Regions from separate parts of the Mus musculus genome. Here all the other regions are linked to region 6. The links are chromatin loops, found by intact Hi-C in ENCODE. Cell type or tissue: left cerebral cortex. All regions are shown on one strand.

Region 1 (4,000 bases), 720 kb before region 6:
TATAGACAATTCTAAGTTATCCTGACGTTGAAACCAGTCCATTATTCGGCCCTTGTTGATGTTGGCCTCTCGTCCTTTTTCTCCTGTGCACTTTGCCTTCAGACTGTCTTATGAGCATCCTCTCAGTTGTGTCCCCTCTGGTCTTTTGGTACTTGCTGTCTTTGCTCGGACTGTTTCACACTTTGTCATATCTCTAAGAATCCTGCCCTGGAAATAGTCTTATCTTGTGCAACATATTTCTTATTTTTATTATTACTGTCATTACAGTAGTCATTCGATGTAAATTTCATTATAAACAAATTGTGTTAGATGTGGTTTATTCACATTACTTAGGAGGACCCTGTTAATCCTTTGTTTACAACTGTTTTTGCAGAATATTTTGATATCAAACCTAATACTGTATGTGATTCCTAATCCATGAAAGCAGAGTTCCAAGGGTGTATCTAGAAAAGTCCATTTAAAAATTGTGTTCCCCACCATAAATACTAGCTAGGTGTTTGAAAGCCCGCATTTTAAAATTTAGTGCCTCCCAAAGAAATATAGAAGGTCTAACTTCATAATAACCCTTAACCAGGACACTTAAGTTAGTGAGCCTAGGGCTTACAAATGCTTGACTAATCCTCCTGCGTTCCTGGAGTCCCAGTCACAATAGAGAACCTCACAGACCAGTTTCTATGAGCGAGGTGTGCCAGCAGAGCAAGGTCATTAAACCACATTCCAAGTTCAAGTCTACACGTTAAGCTCATTCAGCTGGTATTCTGAACTCTCCCCTGCAGTCTCGTATCTATTTCACACTTGAGAAACACGTTCCTCAGGGTCCCCAGTGAAGGAGCTAGAGAAAGGACCCAAGGCGTTGAAGGGGTTTACAACTCCATAGGAGGAACAACAATATGAACTAACCAGTACCCCTAGAGCTCACAGGGACTAAAGCATCAACCAAAGAAAACACATGGTGGGACTCATGGCTCCAGCTACATACGCAGCAGAGGATGGCCTAGTTAGTCATCAGTGGGAGGAGAGACCCTTGGTCCTATGAAGCTCTATGCCCCAGTGTAGGGGAATGCCAGGGCCAGAAAGGGGGAGTGAGTGGATTGGTGAGCAGGGGAAGGAGGTAGGGGATAGGGGGGGTTGTAGGGGAAACCAAGAAAGGCGATAACATTTGAAATGTAAATAAAGGATATATATATATGTTCCTCCCAGAGCTTCCAGGGACTAAACCACCAACCAAAGAGTACACATGGAGGGACCCATGGCTCCAGCTAAATATGTAGCAGAGGATGGCCTTGTTGGTCATCAATGGGAGGAAAAGCTCTTGGTTCTGTGAAGGCTTGATACCCCAGTGTAGGGGAATGCCAGGGGGGGGGGGAGGTGGGAGTGGGTGGATGGGGGAACACCCTTATAGAAGCAGGGAGAGGGGATAGGGGGTTCTGGAGGGGAGAGGGGAAACTGGGAAAGGGCATAACATTTGAAATGTAAATAAAGAAAATATCCAATAATTAAAAAAACACGTTTTAACACACAATTTGTCACGATCTAAGCCACCGTATTCTCAATAAGTTACCACAAAGCTGGCCATAGGATGAGAGTTGCCACACTACCCTGTCATAGGTAATTTGCTTATGAAGTGGTTGGTAAGGCCCCCAACTAAAAAGTTCATTTTAGTACACACACACACACACACACACACACACACACACACACACACACACACTTTTTTTTTTTTTTGAGACACGGTTTCTCTGTGTAGCCTGGCTGTCTTGGAACTCTGTAGGCTAAATTGACCTTGAATTCAGAGATCAGCCTGCCTCTGCCTCCTGAGTACTGGGATTAAAGGCACAGGCCACCATCATCTGGCATGAAAACACATATATAAATTAGTCTTCATGGCAATTTTTCCATGTTCAGGTGTGACTAAGGTCACTTCCAGTTTTCAGATGGGTAAGGCAGAAAGCCCTTTACATGATCTGTTCCATCTGGGATGTACATCCTGCTAACAACACATATAATATGTGAATCCACCCAGCTTATCAAATTCTTGAAGTTCTGTTGTGAAAATAATTGGGTCAATAAATATCCTTGCTGGGATAGTGATGTATGCCTTTAATCCCAGTGCTTGAGTGGCAGGGGCTGGGGCTGGGGCAGGGGCAGAGGCAGAAAGGCAGATCTATGAGTTCAGGTTGGCCTGGTCTACAGAGCAAGTTCCTGGACATTGAGAAACCATGTCTCAAAACAAAGGATTGGAGAGATGGCTCAGTGGTTAAGAGTACTGGCTGCTCTCTTAGACATCCTGAGTTCCATTCCCAGCAACCACATGGTGGCTCACAATCATCTATAAAAGGATCTGATGCCCTCTTCTGGCACACAGGTATACAAGCAGATAGAGCACTCATCCATTAAATAAATATACCTTAAAGAAAACAAAACCAACCAAACAAACAAAACAAAAAAATTCCAATGCATGCCCCCCACCAAAACCAACAGCTCCACCAACCAAAAACCCAACCAGCCAATAAATAAATATCCTTTAAAATATTTTAATTAGTATCTCCAGCAATACAACTCGGCAGCTTCTACTCAAGGTAGTTTTTATTATCTTCCTCTTTTATGCTATTCAACATGAAGGGATACTTTAAAAGAATATATTTTGGGGTTGGAGAGACAGCTCAGCAGGTAGAACACTGGCTGCTTTTCCTGATGACCTGGGTTCAATTCTCAGCACCCAAAAGGCAGCCCACAACTGTAACTCCAATTCCAAGGGATCTAACCCCCCCCCCCACCACCACAGGTATATATGCAGCAAAACATCAATGCACTAAATAAATAAATAAATAAATAAATAAATAAATAAGAAAGGAAGCAATGAACAAGGACCTACTTTTCCTCATTTTAGTAAGGAATGGGACCTGCCTTGTTGACAACCAAAGGCGGTCTTCTCAGGTGACACCCACCTAGCATGTGAGCAGAGTCAAGCTATAGCTGAGATTCCAGAATCATTGTCCACAGCATCATTGTACATGATAAGGTAGTTGCTGTGATAGTTCATTAAATGTAAAGATTGTTAAATAGCCATAGATAACTAGAATGTGTTAAGTGCCATTAACAAAAATGAGGGGAGGTTATGGAAGAGCTTAAAATGCCCACAAGCTACCCATGCTAGTGTTTATGCGAATCTATAGCTCTTGAGGAAATTCAACCCGGAAGCATAAACATACCTATTGTTCATATAAAGGTGGTAATTGAAAAAGTAGAAGAAGACCTGGCCAAGGAAGTAAGTGCAGTATTAAGAAAGGACGCGACAGACTGAATCAGGGCAGAGAAATCAAGGGAGGAAATCCCAGGGGAGGAAGCGTAAGAAACAGCTCATATAAATGAAACAGAGAAGAGAGAAACTGAAAGGCTACACGAGGTGTGACTGCTACGGGGTGAAGACTGTACAGCTGCTGTCTGTGGAGGAAAGGGAAGGCGATAATGTAGCTTGTGCTCTGTGTCAACACGCCTGGTCAGTTTGGAATCACAATATTTCATAAACAGTGTAATCCATTAACAACAAGGTTTTCTCGGTAGTAAAAGCTAAATAAAAATTATTTTCATTGCTGTGCGCAGTGTCTTCAGGTTCTAACTGTGCATGAACATGGCAATCTTGTAAGAACCTTGCGGAACAGCTTTGCTCAAATGTAGTTCTTGGTTTGGGGGAGGAAGGTGGAGGGGGAATGAAGAAAACTGAGGAAGAAGGGAGAGTGAGAAGAGAAGGAAGAGGGAGAGGGGGAGGGGGCAGAGAGATTTCTGGAGAAGGACAAGGCAGAATAAAACAAGATGTGAGAGCCTTTGAATCCTGTGCTTCTTAAACTGCGCTTCTCTGGAGAGATTTTCCAGACTACTGTTAGCAACTCAACACAGTGTGCCTGCTACACATGCCTTGTCACGTGACTCCACCAGGTTTCCCACAACCGCCTGAAGTTCAGCGTTTGCTGTGTGCTACAGCTGCAAGAAAGCGGAACGA
Region 2 (4,000 bases), 940 kb before region 6:
TTGTTATAATATGCATTTTGGCCCGTGATGTCTTACAATATACACTTTACTACATATACATAAGATGCTTTCTAGTTTACCATTCGTCTTTTAAATTTTGGTGACTTCTGGTAATTTAAAGCATACTGCTTTTGCCAGGCAGTGGTGGCACATGCCTTTCATCCCAGCACTAGGAGATAGGTGTGTGGATCTCTGTGAGTTTGAGGCCAACTTGGGCTACAGCCTGAGCTGCACAAAGAAACCACCCTGTCTCAAAAAACCAAAACTGAACAAAACAAAACAGAACCCTACACTGCTGTTAAATGTGGGGCAATGGGCTATGCACAAACAGCCTGGTTTCCAGTCGAGCTGAGGTCATGAACTCTGGTGAAACCCAGTGGTGATAATTCACCTACATGGGACAGAAGGCCTTCCCTCATGTCTCCTGGACCCCTGGCTCCTGTCGAAGTTACTGCCCCCACAGCCAAGAGAAGCGTGTGGTTAGTAGTCACATACACAATGTCCCAAGCTTCTGACCTTCAGGCTAGACTCCTCTCAGTTACCTAGCAACAGCAAGATAACAAATCCACTATAAGAGGAGCTGCTTGGCCCCACCTCATTCTCTCCCTCTTACTCTAGCCTTTCTTTTCTCTCTCTCCTTTTTCCCTTTCTCTCCTCTTGTCCATGGCCAGTCTCTCTCTCTCTCTCTCTTTCTACCTTCTCTCTTTCCCCCTGCCTTTCTACAAGAAAGCTCTAAAATCATAGACTGTGTCTGTTCATCAAGGCCTGGACTAAGGACTCTCTCCTGCATGGGAACCTCTCTCCCTCTGCCCTCTTCCCATATCTCTGGGGCCTGGTGCTGCCCTGGTGCTCCTATTTTGTTCTCAGCTCCTCTGCCATATCCAGCGTGGGATGCCAGAGACTGAGAACCTGGTACGGGGCTGCCCCTTGTCCAGCCCCCACCGGATGGGGTCAGTGGCTTCACACAGCCAGATGCCCACTCGGGGACGAGTGGAAAGCATCTGGCAGTCCTCCTGCGTCCTCCACGCCCAGAGCACAGGAGCTCTGGTGGGCCTTCTCCCTCATCCGTCTTCCCCTATACCCACAGCCCTGCAGTTAAACGTGTGCAGAGGTGGAGGTGGAATGAGCCAGCAGCATGCCGAGTGACCTGTCCACTAGTCTGTAAACACTTGTGTCTCCCAGTTGTGGCCAGCTTTGTTTCATAAATGATGTGTAAGATATTCTTGGAGATACAAAGTGTTGAGCTTTCGACTTCTCTGTCATGATGTCTGCTTCGCTCTTAATGTGGTCGTTCTGTTTCATGGCTTCAGATGTCGCACTGGCTGCCGTTCTGGTCCCTGTGCTGGTCATGGCCCTCACCACACTCATCCTCATTCTAGTGTGTGCTTGGCACTGGAGAAACAGGTCAGTACCCAGCTTGCTTACATGATTGACTGGGGGAGGGGTGCGGGGATAGGAAGCAAATTTCACCTGGAGAGTTACCAAACTAAAGGCCACTGATAGAATCATACAAATCTATCCTAACTAGAGGATACATAGCTTATGATCTGCTCATACTATCACAAGTGTGTCTTTCACAAAGGGCTCAAGCTGTTTGCCTGCTAGGATGGGCAGATCTCTAGCCACCAACATAACTACTGAGGTGCTGTCTGAGCTTGGGTCAGAAAGAGAAATGTAGGGTTTATTTTATAGATTAGAAAATTCTTGAGTGCTAAGCAGACTGATTATATTATCCGATGACTGGAAAGTGACAGGATTTACAAAGTATGGTCCTGGTGCCTAAAAGAGGAGGAAAGAGGCATCGGGATAAACTTGGAAACAGTCTAGTCAAACAGAAGTACCACAGCATGATTCTACAAGAGGGATGTGCTTGACAGCAATGTCAGCAGGACGCACGACTGTGACGGAAGCAGCAGCAGCCTGGAGTGATGTGAGGTTTCTGACTAGTAGCGATGCTGTGGGTTGAAAGAACATCAGAAGGGATGGGTTTGATGGAGAAAGAAGATGACGTATTTGTTCACTGTTCAATAAATAGTATATCTAAATATGTGGCTGCTCCTTTATGCCAACTGTTGGCCCATGTGCTAGACTCTAGCAGCTGGAAATCTGTCCATCCTAGCAGGCAAGATTGAGCACGTTGTAAAAGATACACTTGTGATAGTATAAGCAGATCATAAGCTATGTATATCCTTATTTATAAAGCAGAATCTTTCTTGGTAGCCTGTAAACGCTACCTTTAGTTAGGATAGATTTTCATGATTCTATCAGTGGTGGCCTTTAGTTTGGTAAGTGAGTGAATAGTAATTCTTGTTTGTTGTTTTTAATAGCATTTTTTTCTTTTTATTTGTTTATTGATTTTATGAGTGCTCTGCTGCATGTACACCTGCAGGCCAGAAGAGGGCATCAGATTCCTTTATAGATGGTGGTGAACCACTATGTGGGTACTAGGAATTGAACTCAGAACATCTGGAAGAGCAACTAGCACTCTTAACTGCTGAGCCATCTCTTTAGCCCTATAATATATTTTTTTATTAATTGAGGATTGCATAATTATATCTTGATCAAACTTGACCCAAACTCCTCTAGGATCCACCCCCCCCCCCAATTTCATACCCATCCAACGTTGTCTTTACTTGTTCAACCTATTGTTTATATGCTTGGGTGTGTGGTGTGTGGCCATCCAGTGGAGTCTGGTCTACCTACTGGGAGCCACACCCTTGAAGAAAAGTAATTATTCTCCCTCTTTAGGTAGCTATTAATTATCAGCAGCTCCTCAGATAGGGGTGGAATTTCATGAACACCTCCCCACTGGATACTGGGATTTACATCTTGATCTCTATATGCTATGTATATAGGTCCACACATACCATGTTCCGTTTGTTTAGAGGACGGCTTGCAAGAGTCTGTTTCTCCTTCCACATTGTGAGTTCTAAGGAATCAAGCTCAGGTCCTCAGGTTTGACTGCAAGCCCCTTTTCCTACAGATCCATCTCACCAGCCCAAGTGTATCAGGAAGTGTCCTTTCACCCCTGGACTCCTTTAGTAAAAGGATCTGGGTAGATAATAATTCTTCACCCAGAGCAGTTTCTCCTGGGAGGGAGGACAAGTCAGAGCTCTGAGTTAGATGGAGTAGGCAGTGTGATTCTTGTTCATTGCCCTTGTGCCTCCTCTTCCTCACAGATGTCTGTAGGTCCTTCCAGGCCTGGAGGAGCATCCTCCTCCCCCAGCACTTGCCACTGCTAGTTGTGACATTGTTATTTGTTGGTGTGGTGGGGTGAGGACATGAATATAGTGTGTATGAGAAGCTAAAGGCTTTTCTGTTCCATTCACCTCATGCCCCTGACTGTGTGGTCACTGCTGGTTTGCTGCCCTTTGGTTGGGAGAGGAGTCACTGTTTCCTCACTTTGATTTTCAGGAAGAAGAAAACTGAAGGCGCCTATGATTTACCCCACTGGGATCGGGCAGGTAACTTGTGGATTTCCTTCTGTTTTCAGGCAGAAATCTCCCCTCTCCTGGGTATAATGGTGGATGAAATAAGTCCTCGGGTCCTTAGGGACTCCTCAGGTAGAACTTCACATGCCGTCCTGGGCTGGAGAGATGGCTCAGCAGTTAAGAGCACTAGTTGCTCTTCCAGAGGTCCTGGCCAGGTTCAGTTCCCAGCACCCACATGGCAGCTCACAACTCTCTGTAACTCCAGTTCCAGGGTATCTGACATCCTCACACAGTCGCACGTACAAAACACCATTGCACATAAAATACAAATGAATAAATCATGTTAAAAAAAAGAAATCAATATGCTCCACCATGTGGTTCATAAGTAATTAAAGGAGAAATGTAAACACACATTGGTATCTCTTCCTCTGGAAAGTTGGTCTTTTCTTGTAACTATTCTTCTTGAGGAGACCAGCCTCCCGTGTGACCTGTGAAAGCACTGCATAACAAGGACTAGGGTCTCAGGGACTCTCTCTCTCTCTCTTTCTCTCTCTCTCTCTCTCTCTCTC
Region 3 (4,000 bases), 1.8 Mb before region 6:
CTCTTTAATTATATAAATTATATAAACCTATAAGTAAAACCTGTTGAGTCAATTTACTGTTGCTTGCATGTATTAATTTCAGGGCTGAACACTTGAAATTGGATAACCTGGCCTGAAAGTCTTTTCCTCGTATCTTTAAGTTTGAACCTTGAAAAAAAAATGGCATTTGATTCACAGCAATAACAATTTTTTAAAAGAAAAAAGAAAAAAAAAGTGTCTACATAGTTTTCTCCTCAACTTCTACAGTTTAGAAGTCTGGAGAGCAGCTATTTTGAAACTGTTCAATATGATGTTACCTTTGCCTTTTTTGGGCACCACTTCCTTGCCCATTCTTGGCACAGGTGGGATTTCCTTCATATATTGGGGTAGGTGTGGGTACTCTTTGCCATACTGCATGTGAGGCATCTCCTTGCCCATGGAAAGGCCATCTTTGCCCAAAGGCATGTGAGGGACTTGCTGGCCCAAGGGCTGGTACTGTGGAATTTGTGGTGGTATCTGAGGAGGGATTTGAGGTGGCAGAGGCTTGATTCCATAGTAGGCACCGGCCTGAATGAGTCTGACAGAGTTCAGGGAAATGATGAACAGTATTCCCAGCAGCTGTAGAGGCCTGGGTGGCACAGCCATCACCTGTGGAGAAGGAACACACCAACACAGTGAGCACCTCCAGGCCAAGGGGCCGCTCTCTGTTTAGAGACAGAAGAGTTAGGGGACGTGGAGAAACCCACAGTCTCCACTGTCAGAAAGTCACAAGAGAAAAGACCTTAAAGTGAAGATGCTACCTGCCTGACACTGTTACTGAGGTTATGGAGCACTCACAAAAAGGGACCTATCATGACTGCACTCTGGACGACCCCACAAGCAGCTGAAAGAGTCAGATTTGCACACAATGGACAGAAGCAGCTGACCCCTGTTGTTGAATTAGGGAAAGGCTGGAAGAAGCTGAGGAGGAGGACCACCTTGTAGGAGGACCAGCAGTCTCAATTAATCTGTACCCTGGAGATCTCTCAAACACTGGACCACCAAACAGACAGCATACACCAGCTGATATGAGGCCCCCAACACACATATAGTAGAGGACTGCCAGGTCTATGTTCAATCAGAGTTGATGCACCTAACCCTCAAGAGACTGGAGGCCCCAGGGAGTTTAGAGGTCAGGTGGGGTGGGGGTGGGGGTGGGGACATCCATGTGGAGACACGGGGGTGAGTAGGAAGGAGGTATGGGATGTGGGACAGTCGGAGGGTGGACTGGGAGGGGAAATAAAATCCAGAGTGTAAAATAAATAAATGAATACATAAAAGACAAAAAAAAAAGAATTATAACAAATGCCAGAAGAGTGGAATCTGTCAAATGAAAGCAATTATTAATTATTGGAATATAATCTAGAGATTGATAGTTTCTCCAAATACCAATTCTTCAAATTTCCCATAATGTCAGAAAACCTGATTTGTAGCTTGGGATAAAACAATGAAGACACTCAGGTAGGTGTGGTGATATGAACGAGTTTTGTCAACTGAATATCATTGTACTAGATGCTCCTTCCTGTAAGGTCCCCTGGAGGCAGTGAGCAAGCTTTTTCCTTTCTGCATCCTTGCTGGCTGGAATGCTGATATATTGCCTGGAAATGGACCAGGACCCTGGGGCCATTTTATAAAAGCTATGCATTGAGGACTGTAAAGCCCTGGTTGATCATGTAGGAGCTACGTCAAAATTTGGAAGAGAGAATTTGAGTTTTATTTCTTTAACTCATTGTTCAATGGGGGCAGTCTTCCAACTGGGTAGCACTTTAAAATGGAAACAGTTAAAATGTATAGGTTATGACAGGAGATGAGATTGCCCACCTACTAAATGCTTTTCTGGATGCTTACATTTGTCATAAATACATATAAATATGAATGTACAATAAGTGTAACAGCAATACCAAAAACTACAAAGAGCATTTCATTTGATAATGCCAGAAAGTCATAGTAAAAACTACTATCATAATTGTGCACTTTTTCCTACTATTAGAATACTATGAAGTAACTGGTTCAGAATTTGGCTAACTGCACTGAGAGTCCATTAAAGTTTATCTTTGCAGTTTTATGAAGCGAAGGGAGTTTACAAAGTAAATTAATTGCATAAATAAGATACAGGGAGATGACTGTATAGTTCTTCTGACTAGTCACAAGAACAATCTGTTTCTAAGCTATTTAATGGTTCTCTTTGCAAGTCAACAGTTAACTGAATAAATATAAATGGGTTTTATCTGTTTATAAAAATCAGCCTGAGGAGACCTCTGCTTGGTAATACTCTAGGCTGGAGACCAGTTCAGAAAAATGCAATGTGGGAAAATGGACACCAGAGGGCAGGCATGACACACTTGGAAGTCTGGTGCTCCCCGCCTCCACCGTCCACCGGTTGAACTCGAACTACTTCTGAGTAGCTGCTGTAAACTCACACCTTATTAAAGGACTCATTAAAAATTAGAGAGTGTCACAATGCTGGAGAATGAGACGTAGCAAGAGCCTCACAATCTTTAATGCAACTATTTCCTGGAATGCCTCAAAAAGACGTGTGTACAAGCATTTAAGTTCCCTCCCCAGGAGAGCTTTTCTTTATAATCCTGCCTAACTTAATTGTGGATCATAGCATCCTGATTTTTTTTTTTTTTTTTTTTTAGAAAATCTGTGTTGAATTTGTGACATCCTATTGAAGGGTAACTCCAAAAGTCTGAACAGAATACAAAAGGATTGGTTAATTAAATAGAAAAAGGAAAAAAAATTAAAGTGAATCCTTACCAGAAAATTCATTGCTTTCCCGTTTTTCCAAATATACAAATGAATGGTTTTTTTCCTTTAGGGAATTAGTGACGTAACATTAGTCATGAAAATGATTTATAAAGCATTCTCTGTGATGCAATCATCATGGTTACAAGGAAGAGCTGTTTATTTTAAGCAAACGAATAATAAATGTGTTGGTAAGAGGGAGCAGTCAGAACGTTGCTCGTTTCTGTCCCTCTAAATGATTAAGTGCTTACTAGAAACCATTGGGAAAGAGCCAGAAAATGAATACTGATTTATTTTTATGAATATTAACTTATTTCTGGTGTACATGAACATCTATGGTAAAAGTTCAACTGGCCTTTCTTTATTAAATCCCTATCAGAAGTCATGCTAGGCCCACCCGAGAATGCAAGGTTGAATATAGCGTGGTCAGTGAGTTCGGGTCTCAGGGAGCTACACGGTTGTACTGGAAATGATACATGTGTGCACCTTTAAGGAGTAGCAAAAGACAGAGGAAAAAAAAACATGTTTCCTCATCAACTCCTGTTCTTTAAAATCCCTTATTTTTGAAGCAGCAACTTTGCTCATTGCTTCATCATGTTTTTTTGTTTGTTTTTGTTTTTCTGCCCAGAAACAGTTTACAAACATATAGCGCAAGACAAACTTCTTTAAAACATAAATGTAACATACTAGACACACTCTTGGTCCCCCAGCCCCCCACCAAGACTGGTTGTTTGTCTTTATTTTTTTTCCAGATATGAATAGTTAAACAAGTCCCATTCAGCTCTTCCTCTGTTACCAGTAGGTCTTAGTTTTTTACATCCCTTCTGATTTTAGTATTCGATACCTTTAAGGTATTCACCAGTGATCTGAAAGTGTTAATTCATACCAGAAATGCGGTAATACCTACTGACATAGTAGCTAGCTAGGCACTTCATTCGGATGTAATTCTGCCTTTTGAGGTGAACGGATTCCATTATCGAACCTTAAACATGTGGTACTGTCTTTAGGAATAGACTTAGATGCTTGGCTTTTGCCTTTCCAGCAACACACTTGATGTGCTGTTTACACTTAAATAGTCTTTAAGCCAGGACACACTTGTGAAATGCTAAAAAACCGGAGAGGGAACAAGATGCCTAAAAGCCCAGGTGAATCCCAAGGGCTCAGCAGGACCCAGCTTCCCTCACACTACTTCCTTTCACTGGCTTGGCCTTCCTCTCTCTCAAACCACCTCATC
Region 4 (4,000 bases), 780 kb before region 6:
TTCTGGGTTCACACTGTCTGATTTAATTCCTTACCTTTTGTCCGTATCCTAGTCGGAGAGAGTAGGCCAGAGGAAAGGATTGCTGTGCCTCTAATGGTCAAATCCAGGAGTGGCACAACACAGATTCTTCCATGTTTGGTCAAAAGCTTCAAAAGACAGGGAAATTAACAATGTCAGAGAGGAAACCATTTGTCCATATTGAAACCTAAAGTTCTGCTGTTAAAGGGAGAAGTAATCGATTGTAGGGATGAAACTGCCTCTACCACAAGTCGTGCTGCATATTTGCGTGTTCTAATGTGAATTTTCAAAGTGCCAATTGTTTATTAAGCTAGAGGTGTTAGCTATCTGTAGAATTCCATTTAATGAAATGGTTGTGTTCTTAGAGAGGCGCTACTGATTCTCATGGGAACCCCTATTTTCTTTGTTTTAGAGGCCTTCATGATAGTCACCTGAGTAATTATAAACCTAGATAACTGAAAAATCTATTCCGGCTGTGATGGTATTTCTGGTCTTCTTGTGCACAAATTGTAGTTTGTTACCCTGCTTTTAATTAAATGTCACCAGTCCCCCCAAGAACACTGTTCAAATGTCAGTTACCCCATTCTACTTACTGTGTGCAGGACAATGCGCTTATTGTGAAAGATACAAACTTTATGTTAGCTCTTCAGTCCACAGTTCATTAGGGAATAAGAGTGTCTTCAATGTTCACTGATTAATCCTGTCACTTAGAAAGTAAGCTTCTAGTGTTTGGCTACTGTTGGTATGTTGCTCAGTTCATGCACAGTGCATAGAGGTACATAGCTGTATTATTTCTGTGTCTCCCTGGAGTAGACTGATGTGCCAGTTTATAAAACAGAATGATAGGCGGGGCTGGCAAGATGGCTTGGTGTCTGTTCTTCCAAAGGTCCTGAGTTCAAATCCCAGCAACCACATGGTGGCTCACAACCATCTGTAATGAGATCTGATGCCCTCTTCTGGCGTATCTGAAGACAGATACAGTGTACTTACTTATAATAATAAATAAATCTTAAAAAAAATAATGATAGGGAGAAGGAACATGGATGAGAGTGAAAGAAGGAAGTGGAAAATGACAACACTGAGGGGTGAAAATCTAGTCAACCCTAAATGAAATTATAGAAGATAATAGGGTAAATACATCTCTTTATCTCTCTAACTCTCTCTCTCTCTCTCTCTCTCTCTCTCTCTCTAGTCAGGGAAGCAGAACCAGGAGTGATCTTGGGTATACATGTGTTCACATAGAACAAACACAGATGTATTATTATGTAGAGAGACAGAGACAAAGTAAGACAAAAAGAGGGAGACTAAGACAAGGTAGAGGGGAGAAGGGATCTTTATATTAAGGACTTTGGGCTCTGGCAAGTCCACTATCTCTAGGGATGGGGGAGGGGCCAGCAGGCTGGAGAGCTAGGGAGAGCATGCTCTGGTTCAAGTGTCTTTGCAAAGAGAATTTGCAGTATCCTTTCTTGCTCAGGAAACAGTCTTCAGGTGATAAACAGAGACTCACCGTCCACATTATAAACCTTCATTTCACCTAAAATATAAATTAACAGGAGCATACAGGATAAGGTTTGGCTAAATATCTAGGAAATGTGATCCAACATGGATTCACCAAATTAATGACCACAGGCTCTGACCAAAGGTCAACTCTTGGGCATGCATGAAGAACCTGTTTGTGTTACATGAACATGGGATAAGCACAGTAACACAGGAATGAAAGTAAAAAGAAAAGAAAAAAATATCAAAAGCACATCAAAAGACCTATTAGGTTATTTCAGAGAATCAAAGCCCAGGGAATCTAATCTGACAAATTGATTCACTTGTAGAAATGAGTGTGACAACTCAGCAAAGGCCAGGGAAGATTCCTGCTCCATCTGTGCCATGCATAGTGTCTTAGTCAGGGTTTCTATTCCTGCACAAAACATCAAAGACTGAGAAGCAATTTGGGGAGGAAAGGGTTTATTCAGCTTACACTTCCACATTGCTGTTTATCACCAAAGGAAGTCAGGACAGGAAGTGACACTGGGCAGGAACCTGGAGGCAGGAGCTGATGCAGAGGCTGTGGAGGAATGCTGCTTACTGGCTTGCTTCCCCTGCCTTGCTCAGCTTGCTTTTTTACAGACCCCAGAACTACCAGTCCAGGGATGGTACCACCTGAAGTGGACTGGGCCCTCCCTTCTTGATCACTAATTGAGAAAAAATGCTTACAGCTGGATCTCATGGAGGCATTTCCTCAACTGAGGCTCCTTTCTCTGTGATAACTCCAGCTGTGTCAAGTTAACAATGCACAACCAGCCAGTACACAGAGTAAGGAAAAGAAGGCAAGCATGGCTCAAGTCATTCTCAAAAGGGTAAAGAAAACATTCTAGCCAAATAATACTTTATGTACTTTTATCTATCTTTACTCATAATTTAGTATAACCTTATTCTTTTATATTAGCAAAGCCACTAGATGGGGCTAGTATTTCACACTGACTATTAAGAATGACTGGGCTAATATTTGGGAATCATTTTCATGGTCCTGGAGCATTCTACAAAATGAGATCATGCACTTGAAGACAGGATTCTCAAGGCTCAAAGGGATTGTTGCTACTGGTTTGGGGCGGGGACTGGTAGCTTCTTTGTAACCCCAAAGTTCCCAGTAAGGGACGTGCTTATAAATATCAATGACATCGAATTAGTGGTAACATTATGCCAGGTGAAAGGCAGAGCAATAAGTATAATAATGTTAAGAGAATTAAAGACAAGATCCAGACTTGGTCTCCTCTAAGCCTCCCAAGCTATTGTTTCCTCACTTAACATGTGAGTGTGGCTGCCGTGGCCCTCTGTACACATAAGGTTGATGGGAACTAAGAAAGTGCTGATAAAAAAAAAAAAAAAAATCAATGATCTTGGGTTTAGATGGGTCAATGATGTTTGCCCTGTGGTGTTCTCCTAACATTCAGTTGCAATTGAGGTTAGCTCTTATCTAACACAGGACATTCATTGCCAGGAGAAATGCCAGGAAAAAAAAAAAACTGAAGGGAAGGAAAGGTTTATTCTGGCTCTGGGTTTCAGCAGGTATGGACTGTGGCTGTCCAGCAGGAGTTGGGCATGTCATATCAGAAGGAGAATGAGGGAAGAGAGAAAGGACCAATGAGGGAGGAAGAAAATGAGAGAGAGAGAGAGAGAGAGAGAGAGAGAGAGAGAGGAAGCGAAGGCGTAGTCAGGAGATTTAGTCCCAGGCTACATCTCCAGTGACTTTTTTGCATCACCTACTTCTTACCACATTCCTTCTAATAACCCCCTAGGAGACAATCTTTTGATGAGGGTAGAGCCCTGGAAGGTCCTATCACTTCTCAAAGACCATCAACTGGCAGCCAAACTCTAGTTTCTGAGTCCTGAGCCATGTCATATTTAAAACTATGGATATGGAATATGGATATGGAAACTGCACAGATTCTGGTGACAATGAGAGTGAAAATCTGAACAAATACTTGGAGCAAGAGAGAGGGGTCTCTTGAAAGGATACATACTGGGACTGGATGTGGCTATGTTACTACTTCCAACCCTGCTTTATTCATCTTGACTTCTATGCTTGCTGGATGGAACCTTCCTGGTCTAATTTAGAAAGAGAAGAAAAGAAATCATTGGGTATCTGTGAGGTCTCTAGAGTGTATATTCTTATTTAGTTATTCTGTATCGCCTCACTTCTTTTACCAAAACAAGGAAAAAGTACTGATCGTCAACCTTCAGTAAAAGACAGTACCATAACTTCCCATCTTCATTCACATGTGATCTGAAACTCCTGCTTCAATGATAGCCAGCCACTACATAGACTTCTGCACTCGGCCCGTTCTTGTTTATTCTCTATTGGTTGGACGGTGAACATTATCACCCCTGAACCTCTTCCTTTTCCTTTTTAGTGCTGTCTTCTGCCCCACTCCCAAGACACTGCAGCAGAAGCCCCAAAGGCTTCTTGTTTTCTTTAAGATTATCTGTT
Region 5 (4,000 bases), 730 kb before region 6:
AACATCTTCATATACTACAAATAGGACTTGGGAGTAATTTACCAGGAAGAGGTGTGTGTGTGTGTGTGTGTGTGTGTGTGTGTGTGTGTGTGTGTGACTGGTTTTGTTTCTTTTGAGACAGGGTCTTACTATGTCGCCCTGGCCATCCTGAAAGTCTTTAAGTAGACAAGGGTGGCCTCAAATTCATATAGGTCTACCTGACTCTGCATTCTGAGTGCTGGGATTAAATATGTGTGCCACTATGCCCTTCTAGGAAGATGGTGGCTTTTATTTTTTTCTCATACAAATCCGTTTGTTTGTTTGTTTGTTTTTAAGGATTCCAGTAAGCACTGTACATTAAGATTAAGGTGGAATCAGAGAACAGGAGAGAGAGACATCCAAACAGGCTGGAAGCTAGTACACAATTTGTTCAGGGTAAGTACACAATTAGTTATTTGTCTGGGCAAGTCTCCTGAATTTCCCATTTGGCTTATTCTTGGCTAGCTTCACATTAGCAGAGCAGGATCATAAAGGAGAAGTTTCTTACAGAAAATTAGAGAGATTCCTTTTCGTTAAAGAGCTTCATTTATCACCAGGAGGCCCAGCCAGACCCAGGCAACCTTCCAAAAGATAATTCTTATCTTTCCTTCTCTTCCAAGTCGGCCTCCAGCCAGGGCACACTACAGCTAAAAGTTAAGGGTTTCTCTCCTCTGCAAGCTTTGTCACTTCTCGTGAATTCATTTGCCTGCCACATCTGCCAGGCCTGAGCACGCATGCTGCTCCAGGTAGTTTGTGGTTGCATTTGTGTAAGAAGCAGGGGAGTGAACATATCGGTCAGAACCATACCCACTGAGCTCCAATTCCTGCTACAGCCAGAATGGAAGCTTGTGAAAGAATAACCAGTGGCCTCGATTATTATTTGTTAGTAGAAATTAGAATCATCAAGGATAGTTAAAGGGCAAATGAGCCCTTCTGATACTATAAAATAATGCTGGCAATGATATATGCTTGGAACAAAACTATTAAATGTGTGAGCTTCTGTCCTCATATTTTCAACGGGTAGGGCTATGGGGAAGAACAGAGATCCAGGATAGTAAACCGGAGTGCGAATATTTTCTCTGGATCTACTCAGGAGCCCACTACCCTGAACTCTTTGGGTAAGCCAAGCACAGGGACAAGGGTGCATCCTCCAGACCCACAGCCAGGACGAAGACAAGGGGTGTGTCTCCGAGTTGTTATTTCTGCCCGTTTGTCGTCAGCCTTCTAACCCCACTTTTGCTCACTGTGGGTGAGCGAGCAGGGCAATCCAAGGTGTACGTGACTAAAGCGCCTATCTTATCAGTCCAAGCACCTCCACAGTCCTCTGGCAGCACAGGAGGCCCGCGTGCGAGCAGCAGGACCCACCTCTGTGCGCAGGGTGCAGTCTTATCTGCTCTTTCCGGGAGCGGTCAGGCGAGTGCAGGAGGCGATAGGACGGGACTACAGTTCCCAGCAGCCTCCTCGGCTCCCGCCAGCAGCCTGCGACCTACACTCGCAGCAGCTCTTCCGAACTCCACGTAGCAGTGCTGGGGAGTCTGGGTCTCAGGACCCTGGGAGCTCCGGTGGGTCTGCAGGATCGGATTTGCCCAGTCCCGGCGGGAGATGGCCTTGCGGCTGGGCCGCCTGGGTTCGGACCCCTGGTGGCGAGCGGTGCTGGGCGACTATGCTCAGCTGCGCGCCGCGTCCCCGCGCTGCGCGTCCGCCCGCGTCTGCCAGCTGCCTGGCACGGCTGGTCCCCAGCCTCGCCGCGGGCTGGGCTACGGCCCCTGGGCTAGAGGCGGGTCCGGGCTGGGGACCCGGCTGGCCGCGACGCTGGCGGGGTTGGCAGGGCTGGCAGCCGCCGCCTTTGGGCACGTGCAGCGGGCGGAGATGGTGCCCAAGAGCTCGGGGGCGCGGAGCCCCTCACCTGGACGGCGGGAGGAGGACGGGGACGAGCTGGCCCGCCGCTGCAGCACCTTCATGTCCTCGCCGGTGACCGAGCTGCGGGAGCTGCGGAGGAGGCCGGAGGACATGAAGACCAAGATGGAGCTGATGATTATGGAGACCCAGGCTCAGGTGTGTCGGGCACTGGCGCAGGTAGATGGCGTTGCCGACTTCACTGTGGACCGGTGGGAGAGGAAAGAAGGTGAGGAGAGAGCTCCTGTTTCTTGGTTGGGCACCAGTTGCAGTTTAGGATTGGGGATTTAAAGTAGAACAGTTTTTACAGGGGGGTGGGGGTGGGGGGTGATCTGTCAGAAGGGACAGACTTGAATGACTGACATTGAGAGAGCCATTCGCTTTCTACTTGCAGATGTGGACCCAGAGGTGCCAACAATGTAGGACAAGTCACTTGAAAATATTGGCAATTCATAGTTGCACTTTTTTTTCTATAGGTTTGTTAAAGAACATCTGCAGGCAGCAAAGTGAAGCTTTCATGTTCAGTTTGTTACTGAACACGTCTCCCCCCCCCCCCCCCCCCAACACACACATTTTTTATTTATCCATCTGGGTGCATTTGTCCCTGCCCTATTAGAGGCAGAAGAAACACTGATCCTTTATGTCTGCTAGATTCCCTATGTCAAGAGTCTCCCTACTGTTTTTTGGCGGGTTATATAAGGAATATTTGATTAGTCTTCCAGTAGTTCTTACTAAATTGCATCATCAAATTTCTTGAAGGATTCCTTAGAATGCCATTCATGTTGAGTCATGTATTGGTGGCCATGTTGTTCCAAACAGAGTAGTCCTTCCCTGTTCTCCCCTCCCGCCTTAATTTTAAACTTGAGGATTTCTGACTTTTTCCAAGCTGGAAATACAACAGTATATCATCAATCCATTGTGAGTTATGATGCTACCACGTCTATATTAAATGGGAGTCAGTCTGATTTTCATGGTTTTTCATCTTGTAATGTTTTAGGGTAAAAGTCACTGACCGACCCAGACACAATCTCAAACACTAGATAGCCAGCTTTGTGTAACCTTTGGAAGTTACTGTTTTCCACCTCTGTTTCATAGTTAATGAATATATGCCGAGAACTCAGAATGTCAGAAACATGGTCAGCACTTAAATCACTCCGGTGGTGTGATCTTGAATATGGTGCCCTGCTTCTTAGAAATAAAACAACTCAGACATTAGTCTTTGAGAACAATGACTCTACGGTGACCTGTTGCCTTAAAGAAAAAAAAAAAACCTATTAAACACACATATATACACACACACATAAAATTTTACTTAATTTTAAACTCTGAACCCCTTAAGAGTTTGAATAGCTATGTTTTTGAATTGCATATAAAAATTAAAGGTAATAGGGTAAAATTGAGAGTCGAAAAATGTGAAGGAATACGGAGTTCTTGTATTCAGTGAAAGTAAAACACCATTCGGTAAACCCATTCCTGCCTGTAACATTAGCTTTCTGTCTTGTGAATAACAAACGGATTCTTTCTGGTGATATCTGGAGAAAGTTCCTTGGAGTTGTTAGGCCATGGCACGAGAACACAGAAGAAGCAGCCATTTCAGTGGTTTGTATCTGGATGCAATGTTTTCCTAGAATAAGGAGCTTAAGACACAAAGCTAGGCCAACTTATCACACATAGAAAATATATATGCTGTCGTAGATGGTTCAGGAAGTAGGGGAGGAAGCAGGCATCTCATGTCGCCACGTTCATGGGAGAGTTGTCTCCCATATGACGGTGCTCTATCCTCTGGCTTTCTGTTTCTATGGACAGGAGGAGGTGGCATCACCTGTGTGCTTCAGGACGGGCGTGTGTTTGAAAAGGCCGGGGTGAGCATTTCCGTCGTTCATGGGAATCTTTCTGAGGAAGCAGCGAACCAAATGAGAGGCAGAGGCAAAACTCTGAAGACGAAAGATAGTAAGTCCGATAACTCTCCCTGCCAACTCTTTTCCCACCAGTTTTACTTAAAAATAGCGCTATTTATTTATTTATTTATTTATTTATTTTCTGGAACTACCCTTGGATGTGTATGCCCAGTGTACTGGCTGGTTTT
Region 6 (4,000 bases):
GGTGAGGTCCCAGCCTGTGCTGCTGCTAAGGGCCACCGCTGGATCCACACCAAGCAGCCCCAGGAGGTGTCCAAGGGCTATGCAGAACAGGCCCCACCTCTCATCAGCTACAGCACACAGTAGAGCAGAGTGAGGAAACCCTTGCCTGGGCAGCAAGGTAGAGCTGGCTCTGGCAGAGGGAGCCGAGTGAGCTGGCCCTGAGGGCATGAGAGGAGGAAAACTGATTCTGCCTCTTGTCCGTGGCAGCATTTGGTGGACTAGCTGGGACAGAGCTGGAGAGCTCGCTCTGCTGGTGTGGATAAGGGAGAGCCGTCAGCTACCACCCAAGCCCACACCAGGGATTTCAGTTGGCCCACCCCAAAATCAAAATCATCTGTGAGCTCTTAGAGCGTATGAAGAAGCCTTAGAATCACCCAGAACCTTCCTCATTCAACCCCAAGAGCCCTGCCTCCCAGTTCCTGTGGATCTCCGTGTCAAATGGTATTCATGTCAGCTCCTCGTTTTGACAGAAAGCTCGGGCTTCCAATGCGTTCGTCGATATTTCTTGGTACTTAGAAATAAAATTGTTTTCTTAGTATAATAGGAGGTAGAACCTTAAAACTATGCTCACTGTTCAATATGAGAAATAAATATCTTTAATCATCATTCGAGGAAGGAAAGATGCATCTACCTTAGTAGCAGAATTTAGTTTTTTATTGTTGCTTAAACAGTTTGACTGCTTTTTATTAATCTTCTCTTTCCCTCTCCCCTGCGTTAAGTGCGTTAATTTTCCTTCACTTTAAGGGATTTCTTTTTTGTTTGTTTGTTTTTTATTATTTATTTATTTATTTATTTATTTTAATCTCATATTTTTATTAGATTTTTTCTTTTTTCTTTTTTTAATTAATTAGATATTTTCTTCATTTACATTTTCAATGCTACCCCATAAGTCCCCCAAACCCTCCCCCCCAACACTCCCACTTCTTGGCCCTGGCATTCCCCTGTACTGAGGCATATAAAGTTTGCAAGACCAATGGGCCTCTCTTTCCACTGATGGCCAACTAGGTCATCTTTTGATACATATGCAGCTAGAGTCAAGAGCTCTGGGGTACTGGTTAGTTCATAATGTTGTTCCACCTATAGGGTTGAAGATCCCTTTAGCTCCTTGGGTACTTTCTCTAGCTCCTCCATTGGGGGCCATGTGATCCATCCAATAGCTGACTGTAAGCCTCCACTTATGTGTTTGCTAGGCCTCGGCATAGCCTCGCAAGAGACAGCTATATCAGGGTTCTTTCAGCAACATCTTGCTAGTGTGTGCAATGGTGTCAGCGTTTGGCGGCTGATTATGGGATGGATCCCCGGATATGGCAGTCTCTAGATGGTCCATCCTTTCGTCTCAGCTCCAATCTTTGTCTCTGTAACTCCTTCCATGGGTGTTTTGTTCCCAATTCTAAGAAGGGGCAAAGTGTTCACACTTTGGTCTTCGTTCTTCTTGAATTTCATGTGTTTTGCAAATTGTATCTTGTATCTTGGGTATTGTAAGTTGCTGGGCTAATATCCACTTATCAGTTAAAAAGAATGAACTTATGAAATTCCTAGGCAAATGGATGGACCTGGAGGGCATCATCCTGAGTGAGGTAACCCAATCACAAAAGAACTCACATGATATGTACTCACTGATAAGGGGTTTCTTTTAAGAGATAGCTTAAGAAAAACCATGGTGTGAGTGGGAAAGTGTGTGCTATGCTTCCATCTGGTGGCAATACTGCGCGATTACACCATCATGAACAGTGCTCTCACTAACAGACAGGAAGTGTTCCCACACTTCCCATGCTGATTCTAGCAATGTGAGAGAGGGGTGAAAGAACTACACTCCGTAAGAACTGCACAATGCTAGGAAATAGAACTGTTGGTTGAGAGCAAATATTTTAAGGGGCGAGGGAAAGCCCATGTCATAGAAAATTACATGTCTGCCATGTCATTAGGTTTCCAATTGAATTTAATTCCCAACATACATTTAAAGAACAAACAGATGAGTTGGCTGCTCATTGTACATTCGGTTCTCCCTAATCCCAGGTCGAACATCTGTAGTTTCAAACAGCTACTGTTCCAAATTGATTCCCTAACATTGTGCCTGTGTGGAACATAAGACAGACTGTTTCCATGATCTTCAAAATACGACAGTGTGGCAACGACTCACATAGTCTACATTTTACTAGAACTCCTAGTAATATAGATAGGATTCAAAGTATACAGGAGGAGCTGGTGAGATGATTCCATAGGTAAGGGCACCTGTTGCCAAACCTACACACACACACACACACACACACACACACACACACACACACGAGAGAGAGAGAGAGAGAGAGAGAGAGAGAGAGAGAGAGAGAGAGAGAGAGAGAGAGATTGGACATGTGAAGAACAAATAAATAAATCTAATAAATGTTTTATCTTGGTGTATCATTAGATTGTGTGCAGATGCATTATCTCATATGAGACTTGAGAATCCTTGGATTTCTTCCTCCTTGGGCTCCTGGAACCAATCCTCCAATAATACCACAGGGATGACTGAATGAAAAGAGAGGAGGTGAGGGGTTGGTATGGACTGAATGACCTCCAAAATTCCTTCTGGATCAGCATCCTATGAGTATACTTGCCAGATCAATATATTTAGCTTACATGACATCTTACAAGCACACTTGGAAGTTTCTGGAGCGTTGGAAATATTATCATTGTTGCTGCCGCTATCGCTGTTGAGATTGTATTGGATTCAACTCTAAAAAAAGGTTGGGTCTCCTGTTATTTTCCTTTGTGGAAATGATAGCTACAGACCCAAGAAGGATCAGATGACACCGCTGTGCTACCCAAGTTCACACGTGGATTCTTGCCAGAGAGGCAAGCAAACATCATCGGAATGGAAGAAAAATGAACAGGAAGCAACGTATGCAAGGGACAGCCTCCGCTTCTACAAGCCTCCCCAGAAACCGTGAGTTACTGTTTCCTGGGGTCACTGAATCCTCCTGTTGACAGATGTGCTTCTTCCTTTTTTTTTTTTTTCCTTAAGATGCTTACTGGGATTGCAAGGGGAAACAGCGAAGGGATAAGGTCAACAAGCTGCCTCAGCACCAAGAGACAGATGCTTCGCTCTAATTGCCTGAGAACTGTAAGACCTCTTATGAACCAACCGTTTCCACGTTAAGCTGCTGACTTGTTTTTATTTTTAGTACAGACCATTTCGGACTTAAAATTCATCACCCAAAAAAAAAAATCATAAACTCTTTTTCGCATCACTTTTAAATATGACGAGTAGTTGGTGTGGGTGGGGGCAGAGTGGGGGCGGGGCGGGGCGGGGGCAGGGGCAGAGGTTAGGGGTGGGGGGGGGGGGAGATGTAATAAAGAGTTCAGATGAGTTCTCATCATTGATTTTGAAGAGGCAGTACAGTGACAAACTCAGTATGAGCGCATCCACAAATTGCTTGGGATAAACTTGTGAACTTAGTACGGACTTAGTAAGTACCATCACTTAGTATGGACTCTTCTGACTCCAACTTCTCCGTTTCCTCCCCCCTCCTCCTCTCCCTCCTCTCCCTCCTCTCCCTCCTCCTCCTCCTCCTCCTCCTCCTCCTCCTCCTCCTCCTCCTCCTCCTCCTCCCCCTTGTTCTCTAGTTCTTCAGAAAGCCCAAGGGAGGGAAGACGTAGAGAATGCGGGTGAGGAGAAGAAAAAGAGCAAGAGGAACAGCAACAGCGTACAGAAAACACAAGCTTTAAGGCATGGGGTAAAAGGATACACAGTCTAAATTAAATACATTCTTATGATAAGTGAGTAACAACACATACAAGATGTTACGTCAACAAATCTATCTGCAGATCCTCTCAAACTCTAATTGTCTCTATACTGCTCATCTTTTAATACCTCAGTTGGAGAAAGTTAATGTCACTGGATATCCATTCCGTGACATTTACATCCACGCTGTATGCAGCCTAGCTGTCTGCCTTCTTGACATAAGCTGGGATCATCTGG

Evidence for each region. Peaks named below come from ENCODE experiments on the same cell type or tissue, not always from the same donor. Only the 100,000 strongest peaks of a DNase experiment are listed, where the experiment ranks them.
Region 1: it touches region 6 in a loop (5-fold over the local background); 6 of 42 quality-filtered maps call a loop at or near these places.
Region 2: a loop joins it to region 6, with 4 times the contacts of the local background. A loop is called at or near these places in 12 of 42 quality-filtered maps.
Region 3: a loop joins it to region 6, with 4 times the contacts of the local background. A loop is called at or near these places in 2 of 42 quality-filtered maps.
Region 4: a loop joins it to region 6, with 12 times the contacts of the local background. A loop is called at or near these places in 14 of 42 quality-filtered maps.
Region 5: a loop joins it to region 6, with 5 times the contacts of the local background. A loop is called at or near these places in 9 of 42 quality-filtered maps.

The regions. Positions count from the first base shown.
Region 1 is chr16:58,682,404-58,686,403 of GRCm38, forward strand. No RefSeq gene overlaps it. Among named protein-coding and RNA genes, the nearest start is that of Cpox, 14 kb to the left of the region's middle. In left cerebral cortex, a CTCF peak has its summit at 2,371 (motif pointing left); a DNase peak (open chromatin) is centred at 3,512.
Region 2 is chr16:58,459,645-58,463,644 of GRCm38, forward strand. It overlaps Dcbld2 (discoidin, CUB and LCCL domain containing 2), which reads left to right. Exons shown (of 16, transcript NM_028523.3): 13 at 1,311-1,404; 14 at 3,415-3,464. Among named protein-coding and RNA genes, the nearest start is that of Gm33475, 14 kb to the right of the region's middle. In left cerebral cortex, a CTCF peak has its summit at 2,384 (motif pointing right); a DNase peak (open chromatin) is centred at 2,414.
Region 3 is chr16:57,632,015-57,636,014 of GRCm38, forward strand. Col8a1 (collagen, type VIII, alpha 1) reads right to left here. Exons shown (of 4, transcript NM_007739.2): 3 at 297-627. The coding sequence starts at 624. Among named protein-coding and RNA genes, the nearest start is that of Gm51269, 23 kb to the left of the region's middle. In left cerebral cortex, a CTCF peak has its summit at 2,329 (motif pointing right); a DNase peak (open chromatin) is centred at 2,345.
Region 4 is chr16:58,625,290-58,629,289 of GRCm38, forward strand. No RefSeq gene overlaps it. Among named protein-coding and RNA genes, the nearest start is that of Ftdc1, 10 kb to the left of the region's middle. In left cerebral cortex, a CTCF peak has its summit at 2,476 (motif pointing right); no DNase peak of the experiment used is centred here.
Region 5 is chr16:58,668,808-58,672,807 of GRCm38, forward strand. It overlaps Cpox (coproporphyrinogen oxidase), which reads left to right and starts at 1,401. Exons shown (of 7, transcript NM_007757.2): 1 at 1,401-2,143; 2 at 3,721-3,864. The coding sequence starts at 1,621. In left cerebral cortex, a CTCF peak has its summit at 1,633 (motif pointing left); DNase peaks (open chromatin) are centred at 1,560 and 1,975; H3K4me3 peaks cover 2,454 bases; H3K27ac peaks cover 1,527 bases.
Region 6 is chr16:59,402,130-59,406,129 of GRCm38, forward strand. Gm33611 (a long non-coding RNA gene) reads left to right here and starts at 2,897. Exons shown (of 3, transcript XR_384916.2): 1 at 2,897-2,965; 2 at 3,044-3,142; 3 at 3,646-4,000. In left cerebral cortex, a CTCF peak has its summit at 1,761 (motif pointing left); a DNase peak (open chromatin) is centred at 1,761.